Regions from separate parts of the Homo sapiens genome. Here region 1 is linked to region 2. A link is a loop called in an ENCODE intact Hi-C map of the cell type or tissue named here. Cell type or tissue: PC-9. All regions are shown on one strand. Region 1 holds the start of ZNF750 (zinc finger protein 750). Region 2 overlaps TBCD (tubulin folding cofactor D).

Region 1 (8,000 bases), 52 kb before region 2:
CTGAGAACAAAGGCTGTTTTTCTTTTTTTGAGACAGAGTTTCTCCCTTGTTGCCCAGTCTGGAGTGCCATGGCGCAATCTCAGCTCACTGCAACCTCCGCCTCCTGGGTTCAAGCGATTCTCCTGCCTCAGCCTCCCGAGTAGCTGGAATTACAGGCGCCCACCACCATGCCCAGCTAATTTTTTTTGTATTTTTAGTAGAGACGGGGTTTTGCCATGTGGGCCAGGCTGGTCTCGAGCTCCTGACCTCAGGTGATCCACCTGCCTTAGCCTCCCAAAGTGCTGGGATTAGAGGCGTGAGCCACCGCACCCGTCCCAGAACAAAGGCTTTGAGAGTCTGGGACTGTCCACCTGGCAGCTGGGCCTGGAGCGACTCAAGCAGCAACTGTGCCTGGGAGACAGGGTGAGTGGGAGATGGGGTGGAGGTGCAATGGATCAAGGCTAAGCACTTTAATTCGTATTAAAAATGTAAAAAAGAAAAGGTCTTTAGGGTCTAAATATTTTCAAACAGCTTAAAAATAAAGTTAAATGACCCAAATGCCTATCAGTGATAGACTGAATAAAGAAAATGCGGCACATATACACCATGGAATACTGTGCAGCCATAAAAAGGAACGCGATCATGTCCTTCGCAGGGAGAAATGGATGGAGCTGGAAGCCAGCATCCTCAGCAAACTAACGCAGGAAGAGAAAACCAAACGTGCATGGTCTCACCCATAAGTGGGAGCTGAACAGTGAAAACACATGGACACAGGGAGGGGAACATCACACACCAGGGCCTGTTTAGGGGTGGGGGTCGGGGGGAGGGAGAGCATTAAGACAAATAGCTAATGCATGCAGGGCTTAAAACCTAGATGATCGGTTGATGGGTACAGTAAACCACCATGGCACACATTTACCTGTGTAACCTACACGTTCTGCACTTGTGTCCTGGAACTTAAAGTATAATAAAAAAAAAATACATTAAAGTAAAGTTAAATGGAGGGCTGGGGGCCGTGGCTCATGCCTGTAATCCCAGCACTTTGGGAGGCCGAGGTGGGAGGATCCCTTGAGCCCAGGAGATTGAGGCTGCAGGGAGCTGTCATCCCACCACCGCACTGCAGCCTGGTGGGCAACAGAATGAGACCCTGCCTCAAAAAAAAGCTAAATGGAAATGACTTAAGAAAACTGTTTCAACTGCAGTATTTTTTTTAAGGAATGGGCAGATGTGCCCATTCTTGAGTCTGTGAGGTTTTATGTGTAGACATCAGGGTGGCTAAAAGTCAAGTGAAAAGCCGCCCCTTGAAAATAGAGCAACGTGTGTGGGAGCCTAGGAGGCAGCTGTCCCTGAAGCAAGGCGCCACCCCTCCTCCCTGCACCCGTGTCCTTCCTCCCACACGCCAGGGGCCAGGGGTGGTGGCTGGGCTTTCATATGGCTGCCCCGAACTCTGGGGAAGTGCTCTGATTTTGTTCTCAGCAAACTGGTTTCTCTACTGATTTATTCATATTTCTTTCTTTCTTTCTTTTTTGAGACGGAGTTTTGGTCTTGTTGCCCAGGCTGGAGGGCAGTGGTGCGATCTCGGTTCACTGCAACCTCTGCCTCCTGGGTTCAAGAGATTCTCCTGCCTCAGCCTCCCTAGTAGCTGGGATTACAGGTGCCTACCACCACGCCCAGCTAATTTTTTTGTAATTTTAGTAGAGATGGGGTTTCACTATGTTGGCCCGGCTGGTCTTGAACTCCTGACCTCAGGCGATCTGCCCGCCTCAGCCTCCCAAAGTGCTGGGATTACAGGCATGAGCCACCGTGCCTGGCTCATTTATTTATAATTCTTAAAAACACAACCACCCTTCCCCCTACAAACTGCCTCTATTAACATACTTTAAGTTCTTTAAGACATTTATTTACTAAGAAGTGGTTTGGGTAGAAAAGGGGCTCTGCTGACCTGCCACCTTCGCTGTGATGAGTTTCTGTGTAGCAGGGACAGCGAGGCACGGTTTGGATGAGGACAAGATGTTTGTTACCCTACAACCAGGGAGGGTGTCGGGTGACACCCTGGGCTCAGACCCCGCGCTCAGCACCCGTCTCCCACCGTGGGCTGCCACAGAAGCTACAAGGCACCGGGTCAAGGCCAAGCAAATGAAACACGTAATGATAGCTCTGTCTTTCTAATTTCCCCCTATTAGAAGAAAGAACGTGAAATAATTCTTTATGGGCTCAGTCCCTACCGTGTGGGGCAGACCTGCTCTGGGTGATGAAAGCAGTTTCCCTGCCTCCCTTCAGGAAGTAGAGAAGCCGGGTGCCTGGTTCCAGCCAAACGCTGGGCCAGCCAGCTCAGTCAGTGGGGCCTGTGCCGGCATGCCTCGCCGCGCTCCCTGGTTCTGAAGGCGTGAGAACCTCTGCAAGTCAGGTTCCCATGATTGTATAGGATGTGTTACGGCAGGGATCTGAAAGCTGATGATTTCATCACTAGCTGGAAGCATCAGGATCGAAACGATGACAGTTGCAAAATGTTCATCAAGTGAGAGCTGCGTCCTCGCGAGACCGAAACGCCGCCTCTAGCACCTGAAACACAAGCCCTCAGAGGAGCAGATGATTCCCTCAGGATTTAAGAAAATTGAGGACTTCAGTTTTCGAAGCCGCATTATTTCACATTGCTGATACCTCTAGCGCCTGAAACACAAGCGCTCAGAGGAGCAAATGATTCCCTCAGGATTTAAGAAAATGAGGACTTCAGTTTTCGAAGCAGCATTATTTCACATTGCTGATACTTTTAGGCAAAAAAAAAAACAAAACAAAACAAAACCAAAAAACAAAAAAACAAAAAAACCCACAAAACCCGTGTTGGTTAGATTTTCTCAAAAGCTTTACAACAGGCAGGTTACGTGTAAGCTCTGCTGTTGCCCAAAATAGTAATTAGGGAAATAATTGCTTTTAAATGAATATGTCTGTTTTCTAGTCAGATTTGCCCTTTTGTTCTTTGATCAGTTAGTTCACGTAAGCGGGTGTGGCAGGGAGGAAGCCCCTGGTGGTGAGAGTGTTTGGAGCTCAATTGCTCGAAGGGAATTGGTGTCGATATGGAGTCTCGGGCAGTGGTTTTAGTAACCTTGGATAAACCGACCTCTCAGGCTTGCACAATTTGCTAATTAAAACAGGGAGCACAGCTGCTTCAGTTGTAAGCCGGGCGTAGGTCACCTGATCTGTAAAACTACAATAGTGTCAGAGAAGTAAGTGGGATAACATTGTTGCTTTGGTAAGCTTTCAAATGATGATGATGTCAGCCTGTGAGTTCTGTGTCCTGCTTAAGTGAGGTTTATAAGGATGAAGAAACCAAACCCGACGGCCAGTACCTCAGGCTGTCACAGCTGTCTGTGGGCACAGCGTTTGAAATAGTCTCTGTGTGGTCAGTTTCTACCAGCCCGACTTTGTACTCTGGCAGCTGCTGGTGTTAAATATTCCCAAAAGAGTATGTTGTTGCCCAAACAGTGTAACCCAGAAATCTAGCTGTTTACAGTAATTTGGATTTGTATTTAGAGGTGCAGTTTTTCTCTAGAGGGGATAAAGAAGTGCGGAGCGTCTTTCTCTCCTGGGGGAGGTGTGTTTCCATTTTAGTTAATAACATGCCCGGAGAGCTGTCTGTCTGTCTGTTAATAAAGCAGAGTCTCATTCATTATCTGCTTTCATTTGAGAACTGCAGTGCTAGCGTGTTTTACAGTGAAGACCTCGGTGTGATCCTGAAGGAGGGTTTCATCCTCCTCTCATTTCCCACTGGATCGGCAGGAAGCGTTAGCAGGGTGGACATGCCACAGAGCTTCCAGATCTGGATCAAAGGTGGCTGTTGCTGAAATACTTATGCAGAGTCTTCCCTGACTGCTGCTGGCTAATGTGTGCCCTCTTCTCCAACACACCTCCTCCGAGCCTGGCCTGGCACAAAGCCTTCTTTCTCCAAGTTATTTCAGATCAAGCAGCCAATGTAGACAGTGTCTACACTAAAGGGCGTAAGAACAGTGGGGTGCAGTGGCTTCAAACATGCTCAGGATCCAGCTGAGCTTTCACCAGGCTTTTCTTGCCATATTTACAGATGCCACTCTGTGCCTTTCTAAATATTTTAAATGTTGTGTGCTCAGCCGATGCACTTGGCTTCTGGAAAGTGCGCTGAGCTGAGAGCTCGCTTCTCTTCCTGCTCAACGTGCACTGGGCCGGGTGTTGGGGCGTAGCTGCCCACACAGACAGTGCTTTGAAGAGTGAGTGGTTTCGGTTGGCCATGGGGTTGTGTCTAAATTGCCAATATACTGTCTTTCCAAAGGTTCCTAAGTGTGGACAGTTAATGCAGCAGACAGTTGTTAGGGTAATAGTGAGAAGTTGGGATGCTTAACAAGCTTCTAAGGAGTTTGAACTTTGAAAAATAGACAAGAGAAAGAGTTCTTAAAAAAAAAAACTTTGATAGGACACAGCGGAAGTAATTACAGTTTAACTTTATGGGACGTTTCTGTGACAGGCTGGGTAACTATGCTTGTCATGCGTCCTAACCTGTGCCCTGAGATTGTGCTGTAATGTTCCTTTTGGTGGTGTCCAGCTGTCTGGCAAGGAGCCTGCTCGGCTGGAGCATTGTGAAGGGCATGCTGTAATTACAATATTGTGATGTGGCGTTGTTGCATAACTCAAGGACACACCATTGTCGCCTACCCACTGTGATGTCGCAAGAACGAGATTTGTGAGTTTTACTCCAATTGAGCTTTTCCAGTGATTGACTGCCACTCCCTCCCAGCCTTTCGGTTCTTTAAAATGAAAGATAAACCTCAGGACAACCAAGACCTGGGGAAAAGACAGTCTTTGGGAATGTAATTTGGAAGAATGGATCCAGAAAAACAACCAGGGGCTCTTAACTCTAGTTTCGGCAGGAGATCCCGAGTTACAGACCTGAGCTCGTAAACAAACGCTCACCACTTTACAGTCGCCGCCTCATCCTGAAACTCCGGTCAGAAATGCTGGAAGGCCTTTGCTAATGCGCAGTGAAAATTAGGGGCACAGATGTGGACGGACTGTGCTTGGTCAGTAATTGTTCTCCTCCAAATCAAGTTTATGAGAAATTTCATATAAGGAAAAAAACCCTTTTGTATCTGTGTCTATATGTACAGAAGACCTTAACAACCAAACAGAAACTTAACCCCTTTGGTTTGGTTTTGTTTTCGAAAGCTTATGCCCAATTTTAAACTTCATGTAAGCTTATGTACTTATTTTAAACTTTAAAACTATTAAAAGTTAAACTAGATAGTAAATTCGGCACTGTCTAATGTGCATACACCACAAACATATAACCCTAAATTCAGCTGTGTCTAATGTGTATACACCACACATATATATAACCCTAAATTCAGCCTGATGTACTTATACCACACATATATAACCCTAAATTCAGCCTAATGTACATATACCACACACACATATATATAACCCTAAATTCAGCCTAATGTACATACACCACACATATATATAACCCTAAATTCAGCCCTAATGTACATACACCACACATATATAACCCTAAATTCAGCCTAATGTACATACACCACACATATATATAACCCTAAATTCAGCCCTAATGTACATACACCACACATATAACCCTAAATTCACCCTAATGTACATACACCACACATATATATATGACCCTTACCTCTTGTTAGCATTTATTGTAGTTTGTTTTTGAGGTTAGGAGCAGTTAAGCAATAATATGAATTTGTGTTGGTTTAACTTTTATGAATTTTAGGGCAGAACAAGGAGTTAATTTCCAGATAAGCTTGTTCATGTTCTTAGAATAAAGTGTCAGCCTCATTAGAAGTTTTGTAATCGTGGTCTGCATCCCAGCCATGCACCTGCTGGGTCCTGAGTAATCCTCGGAGCCCAGAGCAAGGCAGAGCAGACACGGAGCAAACGCTGCGTTCAGCTGGGTATTTTAGATACGTCTGAGAAGAGTTTTAAAATAAAACTTGAATTTGAAAAGAAATAGTGAGTACTTACCAGAGGTGGGCAGTGCTGGGATGTGGCCGGTCTTGGTGCCGGTGGCTGGCGGTGCTCAGGAAGCAGTACCTGTTCTCACGCTTGCTGGGTGAAACTGGAGCCTGCTGTTCCAGTGGGAGGGATTTAAGTGTAGGAGTTGAGCCCTCGGGGCGTAGAGATGCACCTGATATTCCTCCTGCCCGCAGCTACGATTCATGTGTTTGCACCCACCGAGCTGCTGCGGGCAGCCTCCCCAGCACTGGACCCAGCAAGCAAGTTATCTCGCCGACTCCCAGCGCTGTCTCCAGACTCAACTGTCTGTGAGTGCGGCGTCGGTGCTGCCTGGACGGCCATATGTCAGAGGGCTTTCGATGTGTCCGCAGTTAGAATAGAGATTACTATATTCATCAGAATCACACCCGATGAATATTTGGCGTCATGATAAAGACATGTGAGACTTTCCTTTAGAACTTGAGCATGTGTACGCAGGAGGCAAACACTTGGATTGATTCTCAAGCGCGCATACCCTGGGAGGCACAGTATTCATGGCGTCCTTGCCATGAGGTCCAGTGAGGCCTTTGAGGATCTGTGGACCTTCCACCCTCTACCCTGCTCCTGAGAGTCTCTGTCCCTGGTCCTCCTCAGGAGCTGAGCCGGCAGGGAGGGAGCTTATCCCAGAGCCTGGCTGCAGGGACCTGCCGGAGCTTGCCCGACACCAGGCACCGCAAGAGCTGCGGAGCAGGGTGTGTGGGTGCGGGGGAGGGGGCCAGCTGTGCACTCCCGCAAACCACCCTCCCCCCACTTTAAATTGCAGAGGCACTTAACTTGGGGGCCAGTTTTTACCTCCACACCCCCCCACCAAAACTGCTTGCTTGCTTAATCGGAGGCCGCACCCCAGTTGTAGCGAAGGCTGGCATGTGGTGTCGGTTTGAGGACTGGGAAAGGAGGTGGGATGAGCTGGTGTCAGGCCCTTGGATGAGCCTGAGGCTGCAGGGCAGAGGCTGCAGGGCTGTGGCATAGGGACGAGCTGGCCAGGACAGACAAACTGGTTTTTTTTTTTTTTTTTTTTTTTTTTTTTGAGACAGAGTTTCACTGTTGCTGCCCAGGCTGGAGTGCAATGGCATGATCTTGGCTCACTGCGTTTCTCCTGCCTCAGCCTCCCGAGTAGCTGGGACTACAGGCGCCTGCCACCACGCCCGGCTAATTTTTTGTATTTTTAGTAGAGATGGGGTTTCACCGTGTTAGCCAGGATGGTCTTGATCTCCTGACCTTGTGATCCACCCACGTCGGCCTCCCAAAGTGCTTGGATTACAGGTGTGAGCCACTGCACCCGGTCTGTTTTTTTGTTTTTGTTATTTTTTTCCTTAAGACTTAAGATTTTACATGGCTTTGCGTTTACTTTTATATTTAATTCCTTTTTTTTTTCTTTTGAGACAGGGTCTTGCCCTGTCACCCAAGCTGGAGTGCAGTGGTGCGATCACGGTTCACTGTAGCCTCAACCTCCTGGACTCGAGTGATCCTCCCGCCTCAGTCTCCCCAGTAGCTGGGACTACAGGCACGGTCACTATGCCTGGAGAATTTTTTGTAGAGACAGGGTTTTGCCATGTTTCCTAGGATGGTTTAATACCTTAAAATTTTTTTTGGTGGCTTTTGTCCATTGAGACATCCATATACTTTATGAAGTCAAAAAGAGTTATGTAAGTCTTATGACAAAAAACAGCAGTTCCCTGTCCCTCTTACCTATTCCTGGATAGCAAACTATCCCAAACTTAGTGGCTTAAAACAAGCACCGTTTTATTACGTCTTAGGATATATTGTGTCAGGAGTTTGTGGAGGGCCTGGCCGAGTGCTGCTTCTGTTTCATGGACACTGACTGAGGTGGCTCCGTGGGAGAAAGCTGGCAGGTGACTGGTCTGGAGGGTCCAGGACAGCTTTACTCACCTGCCTTCTGTCCTGGAGGGGCAGCTGGAATCCTGAGATCAGCTGGAACCTCATCCTCACTTAGTAGCACTTCAGAGGCCTCCCTA
Region 2 (8,000 bases):
GAGTGCACCTAGCTTACCCTGTAGCTTGCAAAATTAAAACAGCCAAAGGTAAAAGACACCTTTTTGAAGCTTAGTTGGAAATGTGAGGATTGAGGGCCTCATAATTGGGAATCATTTTTTGGAGCTGCTGCTTTCAGATAACAATGTCTCGGTCTTTCTGGCTCAGCTTGGCTTCCTGTTTGACGCTGTGTCACTGGGTGAGGTCACCCCTGTGAGGCCCTGAGGCCTCTTCAGCACCGGCCAGGAGGCAGCAGCAAAAGGCGTTGAAGTCCTGTCCCTCCTTGGGGCTGGACACGGTCCCTTGCCCCTGAACTCTAGACGCCCTGCATTGCCCTGGTGCTCCCATGTCAAGACTGGCCGCGGTCGTCCATCCCATGGTTTGTGACCCTCCCAGCAACGCTGTGAGGAAGGTGCTGCAGCTGGTTCTCAGCATTGGCAGGAGCATGGCGACTCAGGCAGTCAGTGTGTGAGTGAGTTTGTGAAAACAGTTCCAGCTGTGTTCGTTGCTGAATGCTGGTTTTTCTGCATATTGGAAGGAATCTAGCAGACCCCCAAACGTGCTGACATTGCAAGAAGACATGTCTCCCGGCGGGGAAGGAATGGGCAGTAGAGATGGGGTGTGGTCGTGGCTTCTTGTTCATCATGAGGAAGGGAGATGGGGCCCCGTTCACTCACAGTTAAAGTAAAGGCACTTAAAGCCTACATTTAACTGAGAAGATTTTAAATCTTTTTCTTCCAGCATTTCGTTTGATACATAGTGTCTGACCTCTATTTGTGACTTTTTATTTTGGGATAATTGAGATTTATATGCAGTTTTCTCCCCTCCCCTCCCCTCCCCTCCCCTCCCCTCCCCTCCCCTCCCCTCCCCTCCCCTCCCCTCCCACTCTGTCACCCAGGCTGGAGTGCAGTGGTGCGATCTTGGCTTATTGCAACCTCGGCCTCCCGGGTTCAAGCAGTTCTCCTGCCTCAGCCTCCCGAGTAGCTGGGATTACAGGCGTGCACCACCATGCCCGGCTACTTTTTGTATTTTTAGTAGAGACGGGGTTTCACCATGTTGGCCAGGATGGTCTCGAACTCCTGACCTGAAGTGATCTGCCTGCCTCGGCTCCCAAAGTGCTGGGATTACAGACGTGAGCCACTGTGCCTGGCGGAGATTTACATGGAGTTTTAAAGACTAATGCAGGGAGAGCCCATGCGTGTTTCACCATTGCCTCCATGATGAAATCTGGCAAAACCGCAATGGAACATCACAGCCTAGAACATTGAGCCAACCCACCAGTCTTATTCCTTCTTCCTTGGTTTTACCTGTACTCTGTGTGTGTGTGTGTGTGTGTGTGTGTGTGTGTGTGTGCGCGCGCGCGCACGTGCGCTCACGCGTTTACTTCTGTGTGATTGTATCACATACAAATTCACGTATCCACCACCACAATCAGGATACACAGCAGCCCTGTCTTCCCGAGAGGCCTGTGCTACTGCTTTGCCCACAGTCCCTGCTGTTTCCCTCTCCTGACCCTTGGCAGCCACCGGTCGGCTCTCCGTTGCCTATTCTATTCTGTCATCTCGAGAATGCTGTGTAAATGGACTCTGTGGCCTCTAATGCTGTAGCTTTCTTCTCTCGGCACAGCTCTCTGGAGACCCACCCCGAGCGTGGTGGGTGGTGCTGGTTTGCTGCTTCTGTTGCTGAGTGGTGCCGTGGTTTGTGTGACCATTCATGTATTACGACATCAGGATGGTTTCTAGTCTTTAAGCTGCTGTAAACATTCGTGCTCAGGTTTTCGTGTGAGTGTAACTTCCATTTCTCTGGGTTAAATGCCAGGAGTAGTTTCTGGGTCGTGGTAGTTGGACATTTAAACTGCTTTCTAGAGCAGCTGCACCATTCACGTTCGCACCACCACCTGCCCGCAGCCCTGCCTTTCTCTGTCCTCGCTTGTGTCTGACATGGCCACTGTTTTCTGTGTCGGCCTTTTTGACAGGCATGTGGTGATACGTCGTTGTGGTCTTTACCTGCGTTTCTGTCATGCCTGATGGTGTGGAGCATCTTTCACGGGCTTACTTGCCGTCTGTACCTCCTCTTTGGTGAAATGTCTGCTCAGGTCTTTTACTCATTTCTAAGTGGATTGTTTTTTGTAGTTCTTGAGTTTAGGGCACTCTTTACATATGTAGGATTCTGGTCCTCTGTTGGATTTGCGTTTGGCTTTCTCCCAGTCTGTAGCTCATCTTTCCGTCCTCTTCATAGGGCAAGAGTTTTTAATTTTTTAATTTTGCTGGGGTCTCGATCAGTTTTTTGTTTTTGTGGCTCATGTTTTTAGTGCTTTTTAAGACGTGAAGACTTTCTTAAGGTCTGGGAACTCCACCTCGCCCGGTCCCGGGGATGCTGTCCCGTGTTTTCTGTTCTGCTGGTTGGTCTGCGTGTCTGTTCTGCCAGCGCACACTGTGTGACGGGCTGTGCTGCGATGCTGCTGTGCATAGTCAGCCTTCGCACTGGGCAGGGAGATGCCTCCCAGCGTCTTCTTTCTCAGGACTGTTTTCCCTGTTTTAGGGCTTGTGCTTTTCCACATAAATCTTGAATTTTTAAAACATCTTTTAGATACCACTGGAATGGTACATGTCTTCCTAATAGTGTATGTTAAATTGATGTTACAGTATATCTTTGTTGCATTGCCTTTTGGCGGGTTTTGTTTCTTACTTTCCTAATGAATTTATCACAAAAGTTACAAATTTGCAAAGCAGCAGTCAGGCCTCCTCCCAGCCTGCTGTGAAGCGCCTGTTTCCTCCAATCTCCAGCCCAGCCCAGGGGTCTGCCTTGGAGCCACCCGCACGTCTGGTTTCTGTGTGATTGGCCAGAGGTGGTGGGCGCGTCTGCTCCTTTTCCCTGGGGGGTGGGGGCACAGACCCTGGGTGGCTGTGTTCGGCTCCTTACTTGGTGCCCGTCTGTGTGTGCTCCTCCCAGCAGCCATCGCTCAACCTTGCTCTCAGGAAGCCCCCAGGCGAGTGTTGGCAGGAATCCTGCCAGGCGGGAGGTCGCTCCTCCAGAGCGTGGTCCCTGAAGCCGCCAGCCTCCCTGGCCTCGCCCCTTGCTGGTGGTGTGTGTGGTGTGGCCGTGGGTGCACTTTGCTGGGTCTTCCTGGGACACTGAAGTCTCCTGTGTCTCCAGCCCTGAGAACTCGGAGCCCGGGTGCTTTTGGGAAGGACGGGGCACCAGCTGGTGACACATGGGAAGGGAGGTGTGGTTGTCACCTTGCCCAGGTAACCTGCTCTGCCTGGTCGGTGCGCCTAAGGGGGGCAGGGTGTTTGGGGAGGACATGAGAGGCCTCCTGGAAGCACTTCATCCTGTTGAAGTTCACATTTTGACCTTTTCAGCAGCCCTTGCTCTGGGCCTGTGCCCGGCCCTGGGACTCGGCCTGGAGAGCCTATTGACACCGTGCCATGGGTGCGGGCAGGGCGCCCTCCCTGGAGGGCGGCACGTGGTGCCAGTTGGTGACCATGAGCTGCCTCACTCCTGAGGAAGAGTGTTCGGGCTCTGGGCTTTGATTTAACCTGCCTGTCTGTCTCTCTGAGTTGACAGCCGGGGCCTCCGCGTGGGTGCTGCTGGGAGGCTCAGTGGTAAAGGCCACTTTTCAGGATGTGTCTGATTTTATAAACTTGAATTCTTAAATTGTGGTTTTAAAGAGCACCAGGACGTAAAAACAGAGTGACGCACCTTGAGGCTCTGTTCAGCCAACAATGAGGGCTTTTATTTAAAAAATAAAGCCGTGGGTCATTCACGTTGTGCTGTTTGTTCTGAACTTGCCTCTGGTGTTGGCGGAAGCTGACCTCGCTCACCTGCTGTGTTTGTTCTTTGCTCCGCAGGCCGCCTTCCAGGAGAATGTGGGGAGACAGGTATGGCTGCTTTCAAACACCTTTATTCCAAAAACTTCCTGCGGGTTTATAGGTAGGAATCTTGAGAGCTATAACCCTGGTGTCTTCTCGCACTGTGAGATGTGGTGTGGCTACATCAATGCCAGGGTCATGAGTTCACTATAGGACGCACATGTTAAACAGCGAGTCCTGTTTCACAGGGAACCTGCATGTACAGTAATTTACACACACAGGCCGGAAAGCTGTGCTTTACACGTTGCCAAGAGCCACATAATGTGGCTCTGCAGGGTGGGGCGGGTCCCTGGGACCAGCCTGGCCTTGCGGGGACGCAGACCTGACCCCGCCTCATCCCACACAGAGCAGGAGCTGGCTCTGTTGACGTCAGCTTGTGCCTCATCCAGACCATAGACGGGCCCAGAAGTCAGCTCCCAGAAGCTACGGACCCCATGACCCCACGACCCCACATCATGCTGGGGCTGCTTTTGCTGTGCCCTCTGACCCTGACATCTGGTCACTGGTCAGCTTCGCCTGTGAATGGGGGGCCCCAGGTTACTCATGTTGTGTGTGATGACGTCACATCTTGGGCGTGTGGTTGGGTCTTGCAGGAGAGTGGGACAGAGGCCGGAGAGGGGACCGGGGTCTGGGCTGGACCTGGGCGGGGAGCAAAGTTCCCACGAGAAGTCAGCCGAGAAGGCTCTGGAGTTCCCGGACAGCAAAGCAAATGCAGCCGGGGTCTGGGCTGTGGCCAGGTGGTGTGGGGCGGCATGGGGTGGACGTGGGCCTGCGGACCCTTCTGACCTGTGGGGAGCCCTCCAGGCAAGGTGTCTGACCTGGAGTGGAAGCATTGAGGCCAAATGAGTCCACAGGAAAAGCCGGATGCCAGAGTCAGCTGGAGAGGCGGGCGGACGAGGACTTGCGCCTGTTATTGAAATGGTTCTGGAGGAGCCTGGCGTGAGTGGTGTGGGCGGCTTTCTGTAGACGGAGCCCAGGAAGGGGCGTGACTACTTCTTGCTGGCCCGAGGCAGCCGAGGCCCACCCAGCATCCTTGGGGTGCCGTGGGGCCTGCATGTGTTCAGAGCCCTGAGCCCTGGTCGGAGCCAGTTCACTAGGAAGAGACACCAGCCTTGCAAGGGGAGCCTGGGTGTGCAGACAGCAAGAGCCGCCCAGGCCAAGGAGAATGTGAACGAGGTTTGGTCTTTTGAGTGGAGAGTGTGGCTGCTGTGAGGAAGAAGGAGCTTGTTGGAAACCACTTAGCTGAGCCTAGGGACTTGCCAGCTTCCTGGAAAGTGAGAGCCCAGGAGAAGAAGTCTCCCTGTCCCTGGGCTTCCAGCCCCTCCAGAGCCCCCACTGGAGAGGGGCGTGCTGAGGCCAGAGCCCGGGGTGACGACCGTGCTGGGTGGGCCCTGGGGCGCACTCCGCCATCACTCTGTGTTCCGGGTTCCCAGATGCTGCTTCCTGGGAGGAGCAGCCCAGTCGCATAGGGAGCCACGGGGCCCTGCAGCTGAGCTGACCAGCCTCCCTGTGTGTGTGGCTGGATTTGAGCCACGTTACCTTTATCGGGGCAGCTCAGGTTGGGGATTGATTGACAGGGAAAGGAAAGGCCTTTACACTTGGTCTAAATTTAGGCAAGCAGCCAGAAAATGGGATATTCCCGTGGGTGCGGGAGTCTTGCACCTCAGTCCTGAGCCTGAGCAGTGTGAGTCTCAGAGCATCCTGCACAGTGACCAGCATGCGGACGGCAGCGGGAGCCTCGTGGAAGAAGCGGCACAGATTTTGAAGAGACACAGACTTTGAAAGAAATGCAAGACGCGCAGGTGCGGAGCGTCTCCCAGCCCCGCACGGCCATGTCCTGCTGAGGTTGGATAGAAACATTTGAGAAGAAGGTCGAGAACTTGGCAAGGCAAAGCAAACGGGAGTGGACGTGTCGCATAGCACACAGGGAAGCAGCCTAAAAACCCTCGGATTTGGAGGAGGCTGTTTCTAATACACAGATTTGGAATGAAGTTGTAAGAAATGCGTTACAGTGGAGGCCGCTGGGTAACAGCAGCAGGGATGGGGGGTGGTTGGGGAGCGGCCTGGGGGACACAGAGGGGGCTGGGGGCAGAGACGAGGGACCAGCTTCTCTGTCCAGGTTCGTCTTGGCTGGAGTTGGAGACTCTGGTCCTGAGTGGTCTCTGCCTTCTCCCTACTGAGCCCAGGGGCTCTTGAGCAGGTTGTGACTAACCCATGGGCAGCTTCCACGTTCAGGGCCTGTCCGACATTCCAGCCCTATGACCCTGCTCCTAGGCGAGTGCTGTCCAGGCCCCCGACACCATCAGGCCCTTGTGGTGGCCTGTCCACACCCAGGCCCCCCACTTCCCCCCTGCACAGGTGAGGAAGTTGAGGCTCAGGGCAGCTGAGCCCGCTTTTGTCTGCTCGGAGCCTGTTGTTCCAGCCCTAGCCTGGCCAGACAGAGCCTTGGCCCCTGTGTTGGTCTTGCTTTGTTCTCACCGTGGGGGGATGCTGGACACAGAGTCCCCTTGTTCTTGTTCTCGGTGAGACCTGGTCCTGGGCCACCCCGGATGTTTCCCTGGGCTCCTGCCTGCTGTGATGTGGGGCATGGAGTTGTACCCCAGTGGGCGACATCCCAGGTTGTGGCACCTGCTGTCTTTCTGCAGAGTGAGCCGCAACAGCTCCACCTGGGTGCAGGTTTCTCCCCTGTTCACGGTTCAGTGAAGGATGCTCATGCTGTCACTGATTGCAGCAGCCTCAGGCAGAAGTTTATGGTATCTCCATCAGCCCAAGCTCCCAGTGTAACCCTTGGGAGAGATTTGCTGGAAGAAAGCCGCATGGTACCTGCTCATTCCGGCCTCTCCTGGTGGGAAGGAGGGATGTGGCCCCGGGTGTTCTCAGGAGTGCTGGCTGTTCAGTTACGTTGACTTGCGAAGCTATTACATGAAGGTGTGAGGTTTTAATGGTCAAGTGCAGGGTGGTGATGAATGGGTTAAAGACGTCAAGGAAGGATCTGAATCCCGGCCTCGGAGGTGGGCAGGCTTGGGAGACCTTTGAAAAACCCTGCTGTGGTTTATAGCTGTAAGGCTTTCTATGTGGGGTTTAAAGTTTGTCATTTGTATTTTCTTAGGAAATTATTTATGTTGTTTCCAGAATTTCACATCCTGGAACCTGAGAGTGGTATCAGTAACACCATGTAGGCTGCGGGGCTGGAGCTGGGGCTCCACTGGGAGGCTGTCGTGGCGGGGTGGGAGGAGGTGCCGCCTCTCCCATGTCAGAGCCTCGGCGGCTGCTGGTCCTCGATGCTTCTGGGGTCAGCTGTCACCACCCCCAAGAACCGGCTGGGCCAGCTGCCCCCAGTCAACGTCTTGCCTGCCCGGGACTGCTGAGTGAGGCCTGGGCTCTGGTCCAGGCTTTGTAGACCGTGCAGGCGGCTGCATCCCCGACCTGACCCAGGCCTGCTCGCTCTGGTGTGCACCGACCTGCCAGCTTTGTGGCACTTTGTGGCATGGGGCTCAGGCCGATGGAGGTCAGTGGCTGTAACACTGTTGAGACCTGAAGACCGTTTACGGTGTATGTTTTCGGGAAAGGTCTCTTACCACGTACCGAAGTGGAAATGTTTGAGTTGTTTGAAAAAGATGAAATACTTGTGAGTGGTTTCAATGATTTAGCGTGGTGTTGCCTGGGTAGACCGTCAGGAAGTCAGTGTGACGTGGAAGTCCTCGGCGAGCCATGTCTGTGGTGTGTGGCTTGCTCACCACCTGCCTCAGGGCTCGGGGTTCATGAGTGTAAATGTCTGTGGATGTGATTATTGAACTTGGTGAAATGCCTTTGTTCATTCAAATTCTTCTTTTTCCCCCATTTCCACTTTCTTATTAGGGCACTTTCCCTCATGGTATTGATATTTTGACCACAGCTGACTATTTTGCCGTCGGTAACAGATCCAACTGTTTCCTGGTTATAAGGTAAGTCTTTAATGTATATCACAAAAATAGAATACTCTAAAATCAGATTGGATGTCAGAAATCAGCTACCACCATTTTCTTTTTTCATCCTGTAATGTCCACTCAATGGAATGTAGTTTTTGTGTGAAAAATTAAAAATGGAATTGGGAACAGTGACTGAAACTTGTGTTTCATGTTGATTGGACA

The links. Peaks named below come from ENCODE experiments on the same cell type or tissue, not always from the same donor. Only the 100,000 strongest peaks of a DNase experiment are listed, where the experiment ranks them.
Region 1: it touches region 2 in a loop (8-fold over the local background); 11 of 110 quality-filtered maps call a loop at or near these places.

The regions. Positions count from the first base shown.
Region 1 is chr17:82,833,933-82,841,932 of GRCh38, forward strand. The region is part of intron 13 of TBCD (tubulin folding cofactor D); the gene reads left to right. ZNF750 (zinc finger protein 750) reads right to left here and starts at 6,090. Exons shown (of 3, transcript NM_024702.3): 1 at 5,995-6,090. RefSeq lists an enhancer at 3,621-4,122. In PC-9, no CTCF peak of the experiment used is centred here; DNase peaks (open chromatin) are centred at 4,619 and 6,119; H3K4me3 peaks cover 2,405 bases; H3K27ac peaks cover 3,420 bases.
Region 2 is chr17:82,885,819-82,893,818 of GRCh38, forward strand. It overlaps TBCD (tubulin folding cofactor D), which reads left to right. Exons shown (of 39, transcript NM_005993.5): 16 at 3,850-3,879; 17 at 7,729-7,814. Among named protein-coding and RNA genes, the nearest start is that of ZNF750, 50 kb to the left of the region's middle. RefSeq lists an enhancer at 1-61. In PC-9, no CTCF peak of the experiment used is centred here; DNase peaks (open chromatin) are centred at 223, 3,283 and 3,823; H3K4me3 peaks cover 1,673 bases; H3K27ac peaks cover 5,110 bases.